Regions from separate parts of the Homo sapiens genome. Here region 1 is linked to region 2. Evidence: read pairs that join two places in POLR2A ChIA-PET (ENCODE). Cell type or tissue: Panc1. All regions are shown on one strand. Links, peaks and the distances in the headings refer to the core of each region. The heading gives the core; the rest is flanking DNA. Region 1 holds the start of LINC01866 (long intergenic non-protein coding RNA 1866). Region 2 has its middle 240 kb from the start of LINC01866.

The links. Peaks named below come from ENCODE experiments on the same cell type or tissue, not always from the same donor. Only the 100,000 strongest peaks of a DNase experiment are listed, where the experiment ranks them.
Region 1: POLR2A ChIA-PET joins it to region 2 with 10 read pairs; 2 of 35 experiments call an interaction of 5 or more read pairs at or near these places.

The regions. Positions count from the first base shown.
Region 1 is chr2:16,963,136-16,973,032 of GRCh38, reverse strand. It overlaps LINC01866 (long intergenic non-protein coding RNA 1866), which reads right to left and starts at 6,359. Exons shown (of 5, transcript XR_001739184.2): 1 at 5,939-6,359; 2 at 3,175-3,267; 3 at 2,956-3,033; 4 at 1,501-1,603. In Panc1, for the core only: no CTCF peak of the experiment used is centred there; no DNase peak of the experiment used is centred there.
Region 2 is chr2:17,196,761-17,206,657 of GRCh38, reverse strand. No RefSeq gene overlaps it. Among named protein-coding and RNA genes, the nearest start is that of LINC01866, 240 kb to the right of the region's middle. In Panc1, for the core only: no CTCF peak of the experiment used is centred there; no DNase peak of the experiment used is centred there.

The sequences.
Region 1 (9,897 bases), core at 903-8,902, 230 kb after region 2:
CCAAAGTTAGTGACTTTGACATTGCCAAATCCTATGATCGTTTCCTTACTCTTACTCAAACTCTCAGCAAGATCATACATTGATCATTCTACTTTTTAAAAAATCCATCATTTTGCTAGCTTTTGAGACACGATACTTACTCCTCTGATTCTATTCCTATCTCCTTATCAGCACTATTCTCTGTTTTTTCCCCTTTTCTTTTTCTTTAAATCTCTTTCTCAATTGCAATCCAGAAGTCTCTTCTTTAATTATCTTTCCTTAGGTGACCTCCACAGTTCACCTAGCATTAAATAATATCTATATGCCACTGACCTAATACTGATATTTCCAGCTTTGGCCTCTGCCAGAAAGCACAGACTCAGACTCCTATATATAAGGCTTCCTTGATGTATTCATTTAAATGTCAAATATGTATCTAAAATTAACATATTTGAAAGAAAAATCTTGATTCTTTACCAAATACTATTTCTACCCATTCCAGAACAATATGTCCACCCACTCTGTTTTGTCACATCCCAGTAAATGGTTTCACCATCTTTCCAATTTCCTAAGCCAAAACCTTGGAGTTATTCTTGATGACTCACTTTACATAATTCCTCATAAGCAATGCATTGGCAAGTCCTCTTGGATCTCACTTCAGAACATTAATTTTGCTAATAAAACCTCTTCTCTGCATTTTCACTCCTATCATCCTCATCTAAGACGCAGCCATTTCTCCATTCCCTTCTCCCATTTCTTAGCTGAACTAACTATTACCTAGGTGATATCTTTTCTCTTATGTTCTTTTACCATTTCTTACCTGGACTATTAAAATAATTTCCTAAGGGCTTAGCTGTTCCATAGTTTATAACTTTATCTTTAAAAAAATCCAAACTTCCGGAGTATAAAGCCCTTCACAGTCCAGTTTCCAGCTTCCTCTACAACATCATCTCTTACCAGTTCCTCACTCTCTCATGCAACTCCTGCCACACTCAACTGCTTTCTGCTCTTTGGTCATATAGAACTCATTAACCAGTTGTTTCTCTGGCTGCAACACTCAACAGCCTCATTGTTGCCTGGATGGTTCCTTTTTATTATTGAGGTCTCAGGGGAAAAAAAGTCCTTGTCATGGTCGTCTATGACCATTCAGTCTAAAAAGTACCTTGGTTTCTCTCAGCCACATATTCCTGTTTCAAATGCCTCATTGTACTTATCATCCGTAACCTGAGACGTTTTCATCATGTGTTTGTTTAAAATCACCCTTCTCCCACAGGAAGGTATCTTCATAGAAGGTAGAAACTTGTCTTTGTCACTGGCTCTATCCTGCAAAACTAAAATTGGGCCTGACACACAGTAGTGTCTTAGTCTGTTTGTCCTGATGTAACAGAATATCTGAGACTGGGCAATTTATAATAAAATTTGGGATGCTGAGAAGTCCATGTATTAGTCTGTTCTCGCATTGCTGTAAAGAACTACCTGAAACTAGGTCATTTATAAAGAAAAGAGGTTTAATTGACTCACAGTTCAGCATGGCTTGGGAAGCCTCAGGAAACTTGCAATCATGATGAAAGGGGAGTCAAACACATCCTTTGTCATGTGGCAGCAGGAAGGAGAAGAATGAGAACTGAGGAAAGAGGAAAGCCCCTTATGAAACCATAAGATCTCGTGAGAACTTACTATCACAAGAATAACATAGGGAAACAGCCCCCATGATTCAATTACCTCCCACCAGGTCTCTCCCATGACATGTGGGGATTATGGGAACTACAATTCAAGATGAGATTTGGGTGGGGACACAGCCGAACCATATCAGAGGCCTTAAGAAATTTTCAACTATGGCAGAAGAGTGAAGGGGAAGCAAGCATGTTTCCACATAATGGCAGGAGAGAGAGCTAAAGGGGAAGTGCTAAACACTTTTAAACAACCAGATTTCATGAGAACTCACTCACTATCACAAGAACAGCAAGGGGGAAATCCGCCCCCATGATCCAATCACCTCCCTTCAAGACCCGCCTTCAACACTGAAGATCATAATTCTATATGATATTTAGAGCCAAACCATATCAGTCCAAGATCAAGGGGCTTGTACAGTTCTGAATGCTGGAAAGTCCACGATCAAGGGGCCTGAATCTGGTGAAGTCCTTCTTGCTATTTCATCCCATGGTGAAAAGAGGAAGGTCAAGAGAGGAAGAAAGGGGGCCAAATTTCCCTTTGATAACTGCACAAATTCCCTTCATGAGAGTGTAGCCTCACGGCTCAATTGCCTTTAAGTGTCCCACCTCTTAATACTATTACAATGGCAATTAAATTTTAACATGACTTTTGGAGAAGACAAACATTCAAACCATAGCAGTGGGTACTCAATATTTATTACATGAACAAATTCATGAATTTTTCAAGTAGAAAGCACTTAAGAAATTACAAGAAGCTTTGTGAACTGCTATATAATTGAATTTTTATAAACAACCTGTAGAAAAACAGTATTACTATGCACACTTTGAAGACAGAGTTCATAGAAGTCTCTTGATGTCGCCAGGGTCACAGATCTTAATAGGAAGAAGGTGTCTATAGACTGTTTACATCCAGTATAAATCTAGAACAACACTTAGTGCAAAACATGACATATAGTACACATCAGCAAGATGTGCTGAATGGCTTAATTATATCATAGCAAAAAGTTGGGCTCATGCCTTCTTTACGTGTTACTGTAATTTGTAACACAGTATCTGTAGTTAATAGACAGTCTGGTACATTTTATTAAAGAATTAATTGGCAAGTGAATTAATAAATAAGTTACTTAATTTTTATTTATCTTTGATATTCAGTGATTCTACATCATGCATAAATGGGCATTTATTACTTATAATTGGATAACTATGATGTATACCAATTATAACTACTCATTGCTTATATAATTACTTATAATTGGTTAACTATTAATATTTGAAGAAATTTTTAAAAATAATTTCATGATACCTTTTGAGACATGGGAGTATCAGGGTTACAGATTTGGTATTCACTGATCCAATATTTTCATAACATCAGCAATGATGCCTGAATATGAAGCAAAATTTAGATTAATTTGAGGGAGTTCTGGAAAGATGCTGTAGCAACAACATATTTTTTTAAATTTATCTGAATAAAAACTAACAGAAAATTTGGATAGAGAAACCAAAACTCATGAACAACACTTACAACAAAACCAAGCGACAGGTATCCCCATGAGTTCCAAATACAAGTGTGTGAGGGCAGCCTCCCAACAGCGACACAGCTGAACAACATTAGCATCTGTGCTGGCAGAAGCAGAAAGAAGCAAGAGATGTCTGAAGTACCTGAGACTACAACTTAAAAACAGTTAATATTTATTTGCTTAAAAATGCTGTGGACTACTTTTAGAATAGCAGCTGAAACTAGGAATAATTTTGTCCGTTCTAGAAAGAGAATCTACAGTAATGCTTGAAGGAGCTGTTCTAGATTGGCTACCATGAAAATTTAAAACTAAGCTGCCAATGCATCCTTTTCCAAACAGAAGTCCACACTGAGAAGAAACTGCCAAGAGGAGATTTGGCATTGAGCAGATTAGAAATAAGAGGATAAGGTAAAATAATTCTAAGTAAATTGCAGGGAACAAAACAGAGAAGTTTCAGAAAGAAGGCCACGGTATCTTTGAACACTATGTGAAAATTAGAGAGGAGGGAGCTCTGTAAGCCTATATGCTGAAAGCCATCTTCTTCTAAAAGTTGAAAGAAAGAATCATGTACTTATCCTATCTGTTCTGTATGAACTGTACCACCAAGTGTACAAAAAGCATGAGAGAGAGAGACATTGTCCCTTTATAAATGTAGTCTATAATACATACTTTCAGAAAAATAAAAAAGAAATAAAGAATTAGAATGTCACCATTTTTTCAACCTCCAGTGAATTAATGGACCCAGGGACTGAGCACCAACATCTCCTGGCACGAAAAGGGCAACAGCCAGACATCATGTGCCTTATGACAAAGATGACAAAGAACATCACACAACTTCTAGTGTTGCCAAAGGGATTAAACATGAGCCTGATTAGGCTTCTGGATTCAGCTGCTGGTTGCAAAAAATACAGAGGGCAGAAGAAGACGTTGAGCTGTACCATGAGCATTCAATCAGCAAAGTCTAGACTGTGGAAAAATCTATAAGCCAAGTGATCCAGTTTGTTCAACAGATATAAGGAAATAAAATCTTAGGAGTTTTATAGGAGGGGAAACCTACAGATTAAATAACAAAGCTATAATATATTTTTAAACTGGAAGATTAAACTGTAGAGTATAAAGATGTCCACTTGGGTGATAAAATACAAAGAAGTGATTAGTATAATATAAAGATCGAATTAGTGTTCACTTTTGAGGAAAGAGATTGGCCATGATTGGGATGAAGAGGTGTCTGGATTGGCCAGCAAAGTTCTCTTTCTTGAACTGGGTTGCAGTGAGTGTTTATCTAATAATACCTCATTAAGTTATACATTTTATAATTTTTGTGTGTATATATTTTATCTTATAGCAAAAAAAGATGTTACAAATAGAATAATCAACATCTTCGATTTCACTGAGAAATTATGAGTTACTTGGGAACTATAGAAAGGTTTGTAGAGACATGATGTGGCATTTGGTTGCTTAGGAATCTTGAACAATTAGGGAGAATCTTGGAGGCCTGGGTAGAGATATAGGCCACAAGAAGGGCTCAAAGTACTGCTGTGTCTTAACTTACTATCTCCTCTGGGTCAAGAGGAGAGAGATCTGTCTGGCACTGTATGACAAAGATTGTGAGTGAGCATTAAGTAAAGCTCTGCTTGAAAAAGACACTGGGGGCTAATCACTGTGCCTTTCTAAACAAAAGTCGGCAGGTATTCGAAAGGCAGAAGCCTGCAGATATCCAGGAAGAGGCTGAGTCAGTGTAAAATGCCCCTAATTAGTGTGCCAAGCTCTCCACTAGACCCTGAGGTGAGCAATGCCCTGTGCCACACAATCAAGCCATGCCATAGAGAAATGTAAAAACCAAAGCCTCTGTGTATGTTATTGTTTCTCTTCCTTAGGCATAAACAAGTTATAGAAAAGATGATTCTCTCAGAAAGCATTAATTATGTAATATTTCAGTGTTGGAGAGAGGGAAAAGTACAGCAGTGAGTAAACTGGCCTTCTCGGAAGTACCTACCTATTACTAATTGAGTAGAAAAATCTTGCAAATAATCACTGGCCCAAAATCAGTAGTATTGATCAACCCCATAAAATGGTGCCATCATTTATTAACTTGTTTTAAATTCATCCACTTACCTCTATTACTCCAGGCCACTATCATCTGTCTTATAGGTTACTGGAAGTAACCTCCTGACTGGTCTCCCTGTTCTTGGTATTATTACCCCATTGAATCTATTCAATATGGTGTAATCTTTTGTGTAAAACTTTTCAGTGACTTTTAGTGACACTTGGGGGAAAAAAACTCGAACTCTATACCACAGCCTAAAATGCTCTAACTGCCTTCCTGAACTTATTTACTATCTATCTTGCCTGTTCTGCTTCTTTTTGTTCTAGAACATGGCAAGTTCAGACTTACCTTATGGCTTTGCACTTCTTGTTTTCCGTACCTGGGATTATGTGTTCCTGAGGTTTCATGTGCCTGGTTCTTTCAAATCGCTCAGCTCCTAGTTCAAGTACTGCCACTTCAGAAGGCCTCACAGAATCCAATTTTACCCATTTATGCCAGAGGTTGCAATTTTTTGAATAACAGACATGTATGAAAAATCAGACCTTGGCGATGACCTTGAGCAGTAAGATATAAATAACTCCCATATGCATAGCATTCCAATAATGGAACACTAGGCATAAATGGAAAGAGTTCTTAGTTTTTCTCATACATCATCATTTTATTTTCATCATTATATATTGACTATATGAAATTATCTTGTTTACTTTTGTTTATTTGTTTACCTGTTCTTTGTCTTGTCTGTTTCTACCTCCTGGGAACTAAATCAATGCGGAAAAGGATGCGGAAAAGGATGTTGCTTGTCTTGCTCTGCATTGTGCCTTCTTCACTGAAGTCCCATGCCTTTCATCACAGAAAATCCTTGAATATTTGCAAATAAATAAATGAAATAGATTACTGTCTGATTTTTGGAATTTCACAGACTGTTTTGGGGGTGCCATTCACTCAACAAGTTCATGTTTTAATCTGTATTATTATCCATTCTAATTTTTTTTACAACTTATTTTGTTGGAAAAGTGACCTACTTATAATTCTCTAAACACACCATTCTGTCTTATTCTTCCATGTGTTTATACATTGTCTTCCATCTCTGGGGTATGCCCTCCATTTAATTCCTTAGTGTCCTAGGTAACTTCTGCCCAGGTGCATATCTTAGTTCATTTTGTGTACTATAATGGAGTACCTGAGACTGGGAAATTTATAAAGAACAGGACTTACAATTCTGGAGGCCAGGAAGTCCAAGGCTGAGGGCCAGCATCTGGCAAAGGCCTTCTTGCTGTATCATCCCATGGGAAAAGGTAGGAGGGTAAAATAATACATACACAAGAGAGGGAAGGAGTCAAACTCATCCTTTAATCAGGAACCCACTCCTGCAACAACTAATGCACTTCCAAGATAACAGCATTAAGCCATTCATGAGGGCAGAACTCTCATGACCTAATCACATTTTAAAGATTCCACTTCTTAATACTGTTGTATTGGGGATTACTTTTCTAACACATGACCTTTGAGGGACATATGCAAACCATAATACACATGCTTTGTAATATTGATTAGCCCTATCTTCCAGTTTATTATCCCATCTTCTCTACTACTTTGGAAGTTTGTGCATTATCTTACTCTATTTTAATACATTTCACAGCATTATGTGCTTATTTTTTACATATCAATATCCATTAAATTGTAAAGTTAATGAGAGCAGAAATGAAACAATATTTATTAATATATTTCCAGTACCCGGCACATGATAAGGACTATGACTTAATATGTGAATAAACTCAGGTTCTAATTTTGCATGGGTTAACTTGGGCAAGGATAGGATATATGGCTTGATACTAGCTTTAAGATTTTAGACTGTTAATATTTTTTTCTGATATAAAGTATTATGGAAATGGTTATGTTTTCTAGTTTTAATGTGTATATATATTCCAGTGGAACAACCCAAAAGGGACTATAGGAAGACTTTTTCTATTCTGTATAATCAAATTGAATTTAGGGTTAGGAATGTGGGCTTCATGTCCCACAAAATATTTCAAATCACAGTTTAATTTCTATTGACATTGCTTTCATTTTGGCATCTATATAAACTTTATTTCATTCATGGCATGTTCGTTTTATAGACTGAAGCATCAGCTTTTGAGGGTTCTGTCATCATGTCTACATAGTTTTCCTATGCGTAAAATAAGAGTATACCATGGGAATTTCTGTACAGCAAAATAGTTAAGACCAAAGCTTTTGAACCTAGACTGAGTTGAAATCCTAGCTCTGCCACTAGTCAGCTTTGTGTCCTTGAGCAGGGTAGTTAACCTTGTTTATTGCTAGATTTTCTTTTCTGTAAAATGGGGGCTAATATCAGTACCCATCATCTGGCCAGGAGCAGTGGCTTATGCCTACAATTCCAGCACTTTGGGAGGCCGAGGCAGGCAGATCACTTGAGATCAGGAGTTCAAGATCAGCCTGGCCAACGTGGTGAATCCCCCTGTCTACTAAAAATACAAAAATTAGCCAGGTATGGTGGCGAGCACCTGTATTCATCCCAGCTACCTGGGAGGCTGAGGCAGGAGAATCGCTTGAACCTGGGAGGTGAAGGTTGCAGTGAGCCAAGATCATGCCACTGTACTTCAGCGTGGGCAACAGAGCAAGACTGTCTCAAAAAACCAAACCAAACCAAACAACAACAACAGCAACAAAACAGTACTCATAATATTAGGTTATGATGAGAATCAATAACCAACACATAAAACGTCCTTAAACAGGGCAACGTACATAGTAAGCACTCAACATATTGTTATTAGTGTTCTTTCAGAAGGTATAGGAAACCAGTGTTTTCATACCATGCTGATCTTGGACCCTGAGAACATTTTTTTTTTTTTTTGACACAGGGTCTCACTTTGTCACCCAGCCTAGAATGCAGTGGCACAAAGATAGCTCACTGCATAGTTGAACTCCTGGGCTCAAGAAATCCTCCCACCTCAGCCTTTCTAGTAGCTGGAACCACAGGTATGTACCACCATGCCCAGCTAAATTTTAAAATTTTTTTGTAGAGACAGTGTCTCACCCTGTTGCCCAGGCTAGTCTTGAATTTCTGGGCTCAAGTGACCCTCCTACCTTGGCCTTCCAACCTGAGAACTTTTATATTTCTTAGAAAGTTTGTGGTAATCTGAATCATATAAAATATTTTCACACTTTAGCCTACTAATTACCTCTAGAACTATCTTCAAAGAGATATGAACATGATCAATGAGACATTACTTAAAATAAAAATTGGAGCCATGATTAATTGTATCAGGTCATTCTTGCACTGCTATAAAGAAATACCTGAGACTTGGTAATTTATATATATATATATATATATATATATAAAGGAGTTTGACTGGGTTATGGTTCTGCAGGCTGTACAGGGAGCTTGATGCTGGCATCTTCCTGGCTTCTGGGGAGGCCTCAGGAAACTAGCAATCATGGCAGAAGGTGAAGGGGAAGCAAGCCTGTCACATGGCTAGAGCAGAAGCAAGAGAGACAGAACAAGGTGCCACACGTTTAAATAGCCAGATCTTGTGAGAAGTCACTCACTATTGTGAGTACAGCACCAAGGGGATGATCCTAAACCATTCGTGAGAAATCCATCCCCATGATCCAATCATCCCTCACTAGGACCCACCAGAATACTGGGGATGACAATTTAACATGAAATTTCGGGCAGGGACACAGATCCAAACCATATTATTAATATTTAAAAATAGACCAAGCAGTAATCATTTTTTAATGGAGTATCATGTGATTCTTAAAATAAGAATTACATAGACCATATGAAAACATGAAAAAAATCCTAATAATGTTGAATAAAATATTCAAGATTTAATATGCAGATTACAAACTTGTAAAACTCAATTCATACTTGCAGATAGTTGATTTACTTATGTAAAATATTCTTCAAGGACCAAGTGCAGAAAATATAAATGTACACAATGTCTTTTACCTTTTAAATGCTCAATATATATTTGATTGAAAAAAAAGTGACTGAAGTAATGGGAGCAATAGCTCAGCTTTTAAAATTGCATTATAATGAAGCAGTGGTTCTTAACTGCGGGTAACTCCTCCCAACTCCATCTCCAACCCCAGGAACATTTTCAACTGTCACAACTAGAAAACTGCAAGACAAGAGCTACTACTTGCATCTAGTTAAAAGAGGCCAGAGATACTGCTAAATATCATTCATTGCACAGGATAGCTCCATACAACAAAGAATCACCTGGCCCAAAATGTCCACTATGCTGCCGTTGAGAAACCTTGCAATATGGGTATACTGCTCTTTGTCAGAGTACACCGGGGATCTGGTCATCACAGAAAAGGAAGAGACGATATTGTTAAACTTAAATCTAGTTCTTTGGGGGAACCTGCAGAAATTCAGAAGTTTTTAGCATTTATTTGATGGATTGCCTATAATTTAACTTGCATATATCACAGTGATCTTGACATGGGAAAGTGTAATTCAAGTCTTGAATCTTCCCTTAAATTTTATCTTGATAAGACAGATGACCTAGGCCATCTTTTCCAGGTGTACCGTTGTAAGCCATAAATGTGCGTGTCCTCAAGGAAATCGATGGAGAGAACATTTCTTTGATATCTAGACACTTTGCTTCTTATCTGTCCCATTCTCCTCACTTTCAGACATACACACACAATT
Region 2 (9,897 bases), core at 716-8,715:
CCTTTTAGATGTGATGTATTTTTCTAGTGAGAGAGGTGTGCAGAAAAAAAATACATGATGAAGGACCAGTCTGTTTTTCAGCTCAAAATTAGACCAAGGATTTTAATTTATCTTCTAGTTTCTTCTAGTTGACTGTGTGAAGAGTCTGGAATGAGGTCTCCAGAGTAATATAGTCACAAATAAGGAGGAGCATGCAGAGAGCCAAAGGGAAGAAATAATGATGAAGCAACCTGATGTTCCTATTCCACAGGCTCCAAAATGAGGCACCAGAGGCATAGGCAATCCCAGAGCCAACCTGGAATTACAGCCAGATGAATGGATCATATCTACAGAGAATTAGAAATGAGAGAACGCTAAATCCTAAAGGGAATGGCTGCCTATAAAAGTCCTTCAGAACAAATCTCAGATACATGCCTTTCTTTCAGACAAGGAACATAGATCTAGGGACAGTGAGCCTTGCAGGAGACTTGATAGTTTTTTGTCTACCTTCTCTGAGAGGATGGCTAACAAACTTTTCTCAGATAAAGAGGATCACCAAAAGGGAACTTTCTTAAATATGCTTCCTGTGTCAAAAGCAAAAAAAAACAAAACAAAACAAAAAAAAAGAAGACTGAAAACCAGGGGATACAGGGAATTGGTATTAAAGGAAACAATGATAACAGCAAAAACAAAACATGTTTGGAAAGATTGTTATTGTTCATAGTGAATCCTTGTATGTACTGCTTAATTTACATATTGGCCCTGTATTTGTTTTCTAATGCTGGGTAGCAAATTAAATAGATGACCATGAATTTAGTGGCTTAAGTAAACAGCCATTATTGGTGCTGGGAAAACTGGACACATATAGTGCTAGCCATATGTGGAAAGCTGAAACTGGATCCCTTCCTTACACCTTATACAAAAATTAATTCAAGATGGATTAAGGACTTAAATGTTAGACCTAAAACCATAAAAACCCTAGAAGAAAACCTAGGCAATACCATTCAGGACATAGGCATGGGCAAGGATTTCATGACTAAAACACCAAAAGCAATGGCAACAAAAGCCAAAATAGACAAATGGAATCTAATTAAACTAAAGAGCTTCTGCACAGCAAAAGAAACTATCATGAGTGAAGAAGCAACCCACCGAATGGGAGAAAATTTTTGCAAGCTACCCATCTGACAAAGGGCTAATATCCAGAATCTACAAAGAACTCAAACAAATTTACAAGAAAAAAACAAACAATCCCATCAAAAAGTGGGCAAAGGATATGAACAGACACTTCTCAAAAGAAGACATCTGTGCAGCCAACAGACACATGAAAAAATGCTCATCATCACTGGCCATCAGAGAAATGCAAATCAAAACCACAATGAGATAGCGTCTCACACCAGTTAGAATGGCAATCACTAAAAAGTCAGGAAACGACAGATGCTGGAGAGGATGTGGAGAAATAGGAACACTTTTATACTGTTGGTAGGAGTGTAAATTAGATCAACCATTATGGAAGACAGTGTGGCGATTCCTCAAGGATCTAGAACTAGAAATACCATTTCACCCAGCAATCCCATTACGGGGTGTATACCCAAAGGATTATAAATCATGCTACTATAAACACACATGCACATGTATGTTTATTGTGGCACTATTTACAATAGCAAAGACTTGGAACCAACCCAAATGTCCAACAATGATAGACTGGATTAAGAAAATGTGGCACATATATACCATGGAATACTATGCAGTCATAAAAAGGATGAGTTCATGTCCCTTGCAGGGACATGGATGAAACTGGAAGCCATCATTCTCAGCAAACTATCAGAAGGACAGAAAACCAAACACCGCATGTTCTCACTCATAAGTGGGAATTGAACAATGAGCTCACTTGGACACAGGGTGGGGAACATCACACACTGGGGCCTGTCGGGGGGTGGGGGGCAGGGGGAGGGATAGCATTAGGAGAAATACCTAATGTAAATGACGAGTTGATAGGTGCAGCAAACCAACATGGCACATGTGTACCTATGTGTCAAACCTGCATGTTGCGCACATGTACCCTAGAACTTAAAGTAAAAAAAAAAAAAAAAAAAGACAACAGCTATTATTTATGTCATGGTTCTGTAGGCCAGAAGTCTGGCACAATGTGTTTGGATTCTCTAGTAAGTGCCTTACTGTGATATAATCAAGGTATTATCTGGGGCTGCAGTTCTCATCTGGGGCCCAGGGTCCTCTTCTACGCTCACTGGTTATTGAAAGAACTAATTTATCTGTTATATTTTCCATCTGTCTTTCTTCATCTAGAAGCTAGCAATGGCAGGCTGAGTCCTCATGCATCAGAGCTCTTCTACTTCCTCTTTTACTCCTCTTCTGTTTTCCTATTCTGCTTTAAGGGCTCATGTGATTGCACTGAGCCAACTTGAATAATCCAGGGAAATCCTCCTATTCTAAGGTCAACTGATTAGTAAACTTAATTACATCTGCAAAATCCCACTTGTCATGTAACGTACCATAACCATTCCTGGGAGGAATGCCAGGGCACAGAGATCACTGGGGCCAAAATTCTGCCTATCACAGTCCTGGTGTGATAGAAATTTTTAAGTGTAAATTTTGAAAATAAAAATGCCAAGGCATGAAAATGTTAAATAACCTACTCATGGTCATGTATCTAAATGGTAGGTTAGGTACCTAAATGGCTGTTCTGAGCACCCAGCACTTACTCTTCCTTCTAGCTTGCAATTCCTTTGTGTCTGGGAATGAATGAAATAACGTGTTTGCTGAGGGGCTAGTTACTACAGTGCTCTATCTAAACAGACATTTAGCACATCTTTATGACTAAGAAAACACATACTTAGTTTAAATTAATCTATACAAAAGAAATATAGTGGATTTCTAAAATGCAAATTTGGTGCTTCTAAAAAAATAATGTGTTTTGGGTAGCATGTAGTGAGGCAGAGAGCAGAAAATAGGTTTGGGTGCATAAAATAGGTTTGGGTGCATATAGAAAGGGTGGTAGCTGGAGTCCAACCATAAGAGAGAAAACTCATAATTCTGTAAGTGTGTGGTTACTTCTTGAATAATGACACCAAGCCCTCTTCTCTTGGGGGTAAATCATAGACACCTCTGTGTTGGGAGCCAGAAATGCTAGTTTTCTAGATGAGCAATTCTTTCAGAGGGATAGAATAGGGCAGCTGCTATGGTTCAATTGTGTTTTCCAAGGTTTATGTGTTGTAAACTTCATTTCCAATACAACAGTGTTGAGAGGTCAGACCTTTGAAAGGTTTTTCGATCATGAGGGCTCTTCCCTCAAGAATGGATTAATGCTTTTATCAAGGGAGTGGATTAGTTAATTTGGGAATGGGTTCTTCACAAAAAGGATGAGTTTGGTTCCCATTCTCTTTCTCTCTCTCTTGCACATATGCATAAACACACATAATCTCTTGCCCTTCCACCTTCCACCATGGAATGAGGAAGCAGGAAGGCCTTTGCTAGATGCAGACTCTTTAACCTTGAGCTTCCCAGTCTCCATGACTGTAAGAAATAAATTTCTTTTCTTTATAAATTACCTAGTCTGTGGTATTTTGTTATAGCAACATAAAGTGGACTAAGAAAGTAGCCTAACACAATAGAATAGTGCTTGAGATTTAACCTGAAGGCGGCATTTTCTTCCTAATTTGATTTTACCCTTTCTCAGAAGTGACTTGTTGGCCTTGCACAAGGGCTCAGTGCAATCACATGAGCCCTTAAAGCAGAATAGGAAAACAGAAGAGGGAGTAAAAGAGGAAGTAGAAGAGCTCTGATGCATGAGGACTCAGCCTGCCATTGCTAGCTTCTAGATAAAGAAAGACAGATGGAAAATATAACAGAGAAATTAGTTCTTTCAATAACCGGTGAGCGTAGAAGAGGACCCTGGGCCCCAGATGAGAACTGCAGCCCCAGATAATACCTTGATTATATCACAGTAAGGCACTTACAAACACATTCAATTGAATCGAATTGAATTATAAATAATTCCAAAGTAAGATATCCAATTAAATTTTTTTGATGAATTTAGTAATGTTCCACTCTACTGGACTTTAAATGTGAAAAAGTAAATACAAGCAGTACATGAATAACAGTGCAACTCTTTTAAATAGGAATTGGAATTTTGATGCTGCTAATAGTGGCATCAAATGTGTAAAATAATTTATGGAAGGATAAGATGGCTTCAGAGTTCTGTAGTACTCTATTATCACCAGTTATTTAGTTAACCTTTCAAAAACTTATTTTATATTACATTTTATCTGCTAAATTAAGAGATTTGGTTTCTGATACCTGACTGTCCTGACTGGACTCTGACTGATTATACACAGACACACAACATCACACACACACACACACATACACACACACACACACACCACTAAGCAAGTACCCTGTAGTATAACCCCTCAGTCTATTTAATTTCCTTAGAAACACAGCATGGTTATTATTAGAAGTGAAATTTATTTGTTTTCTATTTGAGAAAAGGACAACAGGCTTACATTGAAATATTAATGTTTGACAATTACTTTCCATTGTATATCCAGATTTGTTTATAAATGAAAAGGCATAAAATTCTAGGCAATAAAATGGCCTCCAAATTCTGAGACTCAAAAGGATTTTGTATCATTAAGAAAAATTAAGTTGGCAGTAAGTTTTTATAATGTGAGCCCTTCATTTATTGCTTTGCCAACTAAAAAAGGGATCGTATTTCAGCTAAACTACCATAGAATACATTTATAAAAATAATCCTAAATCCACTATTATAATGATTATCTCATGAGCTTTCTTGAAATACCCAAACTCCTTGATCTGTCATTCAAATGCATCACTGACTTGACCTTTCTCCACCTTTCTAACCCCTTTTCCCATTATTCTTTTCTTTTTCAGTCCAAACAACAAGTGGTTGCCTGCCCCATCTGTCCTCCCCTCAAGCATACTCTAAGCTATTTAGGCTTTGGGTTCCATGAAATCTGGAAAAATTCTTCAGAGGCTGAAAGACAGTAAGAACATTAATTTCCCCTACAGTTTCCCAGTCTGAAGAGAGCTGCTTGTTAAAACAGGGAAAAGCATCTCTAATTCAAAATGCCAGTAGTCATACAATTAAACTGGGAAATGGAGAACTAATTATGATTGTATAAAATATATGAAGCTTTCATATCAAAAAGTAAATCTCAAATGGCTCAGCTTTAGGATATCCATCTTTCTCAGCCTGGTCCCTGGCTGGAGACAAATATTTGGCATATGTCATAGTTTAGCCATCAACCCAAAGGCACCAAGATACTTGCTGCTATCACCTATTTTCTTCCATGTCGTTTTGAGATCTTTGCCTATTGCCAGACCCATCTTTGCCAAAAAGGAATTAATCATGTTCTAGTGAAGTCACTGTGGGTATGTATTTATTCATTCTCAGGAGCCTGGCAATGGCTCCAGTCCTTTGAGTTCCCCCTGGTAGGGTGATGGGAATGTATAGTTTAGAAAAATATAGAGTTTTGCGTTATACCCTTTGATCAGCATAATGCCAGATTAGCTAGGAAATGTGGTCGTGGCCTGGTTTATTTGGACTGGGAGTGGCAATCCAGGAAATGGACTTTACCAAAGAGCCAAGGTGGCATCTGTCTTCTATCCAATCATCTAACTGCTGTGGAAAAAAATATACTGAATAGCAAAAGTATTTGTACTGATAAATTTCTTTTCCTATCACTGAAACCAGTAAATCATTTTATAATGTTCATTCATTTGTAAAAACAGTTACCATCTACAGGGCGGTGGGTCCCCTACTAGGCTCCAGGATACAATTACCATGGTTGAATTTTGAGTCAGGTAGAGGGCTCTATGTAATTTGTCATATATATATATATATATATATATATATATCTGTATTTATTTATATTAACTATAAATATATTTTATATATAACTATATATATTTATTGATATATATTTATATTTATATATAACTATATTTATTTATAGTAACTATAAATATATTTATATATAACTATATATTTATATATTTTTAATATGTATTATATATATCATATATTTATATATTATATATTTTTATATATATAACTATATTTATTTATATTTATAGTTTATATATATTTAACTATATATATAGTTGTGTGTATATATATACACACAACTCTATTCCTCTATATGGTGAGAGGAACATCAGACTCACTTCTCTAGCTTCCTTGCCAGTCAATCTTGCTTTTTTGCTGGATACTCTTTAGAACCAGAGAAGTATTTGTGTTTTCCTAAACACACTGCATTGCCTCTTTCTTCCATGTCTTTGCTCGTTCAGTGACAGCTGCTTGGATTGCCCTTCTCTTTCTTCTTGCCTCACCAACCACTAGTTAATATCAGTGTAAACAGAGAGCTTGTCTCCCCCAAAATGTCCTGATTATCCAGATTTTCTGGGTAATTTTCTGCTCTCTGAAGGCATCCTGTACTTAACACTATCATAATATTTTCATGTCATATTGGAATTATTGCTTGTGTCTCCCCCCATTTGACTGAAAGGGAAATACCCTTGAACATGAGGGGCATTACTTGTTTTGCATCTGAATTCCTAGCAAAATGTGAAAATAGATCAGAAGCTCAATAAAGTTTTGACCTGAACTTGACTGCATACAGTCAGTATGCTTTCTTGCTTAGACCAAAAAACTTCCATGTTTTTTTTCAAGTACCTGGAGCGGCTCCCAGACCTCATTAGTCTCCTCTCAAGCATCCGCTCAACCTTGCCCAAGGAAAAGTGCATTATATCCTTTTAATACAGAGAGGAAAGGAACCTCAGGGATCAAGTTCAATGCCTTTCATTATTTGAATTTTAAAGTCATCTTGACACGGTTATGGAATCCTGGATTTGTGAGAGAATTATTGGGTTCCAGATCTAAAATCACCAGGATTTATCAAGTATGGTGCCTGACGCATAGTAAGTATTTTTTTAATGCTTGTTCCATTAAAGTAACCGAACCACATCTTATATTTGGCAATTTGATTACCTGCTCTGAGCTTTGTTTTTAATATGTGTACAACACAAATTATATCACAAGGTAAAATAAATTCGCCAAGCTTTAAGCTCCCTAGAGTGTTTTACAGTGATTTCTGAGAGTTCTACATGGTACATCTCAGATGCTCAGAAATCCTTTTCTCTTTCTTCAGCCTCCTCCTTCAGCTGCCCTGAGGCTGCCTTTGCTGGCTGCTTCTGCTACTGCTGCTCTGAGAAAGGGAACCGTGTTCTTGGTGTTGTGCTCTATCCCTTTAACTTCTCACTGGTCTGCAGAGACCAGGCAGTATCAGTTAATTGGATTTTATCAAAAATCCTCTGATACTATATGAGGGACACAATCTAGAGAATCATATGCAGCCCTGCAGCTTTCTCCAGCCAGTCACAGAGTTGGTATTCAAAAACTAAGAATTACTGATGTGCTCAGTAATAGAAGCACTCTGAAACAAGAAAGCAGATGTCCCAATCCAGACCAATTTTCCTCTTGATGAAGCATTAGAGATTGAGTTCAGAACCACATTTTTATCCTTCATAGTCCATTGTCAGTAATCATGTAACGCGCTCTTCATGGGTCTCATTCCTATACATTTCAGAATGTAGCTTCTATTACTCTCAATCAGTCTTTTTATCATCTTCTCCAAATCTAGCTAAAGACTTCCTTCCAGGTATGGTTATAAGTAAACACCTTGACCTTGTGAACCACACCTATTAGTGCCACAATTCTGGTGCTCAGATAAACATCTTTTTGTACAATGCTACATTAGCTTGACTTATTTCTGTCTGGGTGTGCACTACATAACACAGGATACTGTGTTGGATAAACTGTGAGTGACCTTCTGGAAATTAATAGTCAATTAAGTGAGATGTACCTAGGATTATAGTTAATATTTTGTAATGAAAGTACAATAGATTGGGGAGGGGAGAAAAGGGAATTAGTTTGGATGGATAATGTGGGGACTCTTACGCAGGGTCTTAAAGGATGTGTAGGGAGTAAGAAAGGCTTGAGCAGATTCGATGGGCTGATGAGTTGAGAGTATATTCAGAAAATGTCAAGTAGGCTGATATAAATGAATTTATGAGAAGGGGCTTTGGGAGAGAGGGTAGTGTGTTAAAAGATGAATCTAGAAGGTCATTTGAGGCCACCTTAAATGTGGAGAGTTTTACATTTCACAATTGGAAGTACGAATCAGTTTGATTGTTCTAAGAAAGACTGAGTTATATGCCAGGAAGAGCAGTGGCGTTTTAGCAATAGTTGGCAGTTGTCAGAAAGCCTTTATGTGATTTTTCCTTTTCTGTGGCCTTTGTAGGTTCAGAGCCCAATAATGAGCCTTGGGTAATTTTCAAGGAAGCAATGACCCTGTGCCTTACACCTTGGAGCCACAGTGGATCTGAGGTGGTAAGGGTGAGGTGAACCAAACACCAAAGCCAGAGAAAATCAATGGCTGTAAGTAACAGCAGCCACAGAGCTGCAGATTGCTCTAGTGGCTGCTGCATCGATTTCAGCTCCAGCTTCTAATTGCTGCAGTAGGCAAAATGCATGCTTCACTTTTGAATGTTTAAGGCTCTGTGGATTTTCCTGGAGCATGAGCTAGAGCTTTTTGTTTCCAGTGCTTCTATATATTGCTCATTTGAGCATTCTGCTAATCCCTGACCTGTGTGAAGCTTCTCCATTTCACGCTTATGCTCTATCTTCCAGGACACAATGTAGTTTTCAAGGACAATGACCACGGCTTAGATGTTCTTGTTTGTCCCATGGGGCTAGGCACATTTTCAGTGGACAATCCTTGATGAACTGAATTAAATGTCAATTTAAGTTGTGGTTATTATTGAAACATTATTGGTATGATATGAAAGACATTTTTAATCAGGAAATGAAAGCACTCAGAACCCCACTTCTGTACCACAATAATTGTATCCCTTTTTTCAAAATCTTTGATAGCTTTTGGTCATTTTCATGCCCATCTTGACATAGTTGCAATCCATTCATTCATTTATTTAACAATTCTTTGCTGAGTACATATTAAGTATGAAGCATTAATGATCAGATATTATAGAAAATGCAATTAGTAGGGACTGATAGTTTTGAAGATTTTATTCTCTTGATGTTATATCAAAATATTATACATATTATTTTATAACTTTTATAAAAGTTGGGGAAACAAACCTGGTATCTTCCTTTGCTCATAAGCCAGATGTGGTGTTACAGAGAACTAGAGACAAGTGCACTTAGACCACCCTGTAATGGGGTTTCAATTCATAGCCACTCTCATCAACTCAAACAGGTCAGGCAAGGACTGGTCTGATAGCTTTGGCTGTCAGTGGATCCATGGTAGATAGTGATGATGACTGACACTCATCTCTTATAATTGGCAGTGCATAATAGATAAAACAATTCTTACTGACAGAAAATGTTCACAACCAAAAATTTACATGAAAGCTAAGTTCAGACTTTCATGATTAATGCCCATATTTTGGGATTATTGAAACCTGAGAAAATAGGTCACAGAGGATTTTAACTATGTGGACATGAGAGCAAATTCAACTCTTTTACCTACCTACCCTTCCTCAAATAATCCCTGTCATTGAACAAAGATATTTCTACCTAAGTGGGTTCCCTTCTTCCCATCTTAGAGTGTCTGGGTTGCTCTAAACCAGCTGAGCAGGACAAAGTTGGAAAAAGCTGACGGCTATCCTAATGCTACTAATCCCTGCCCTTGGATACCGATGATTCAGATGAGCATCTGAGGAGGAAACATCCAAAGCTAGTTACCTGAAGCTCAGCTTTCTCTTCTTTAGAAAGTGCTGACATTTCTGCTTGGTTGATATGTAGCCCACATGATCTTAGACGTGCATGATCAAACAATAATGCCCTGGGAAGTCATA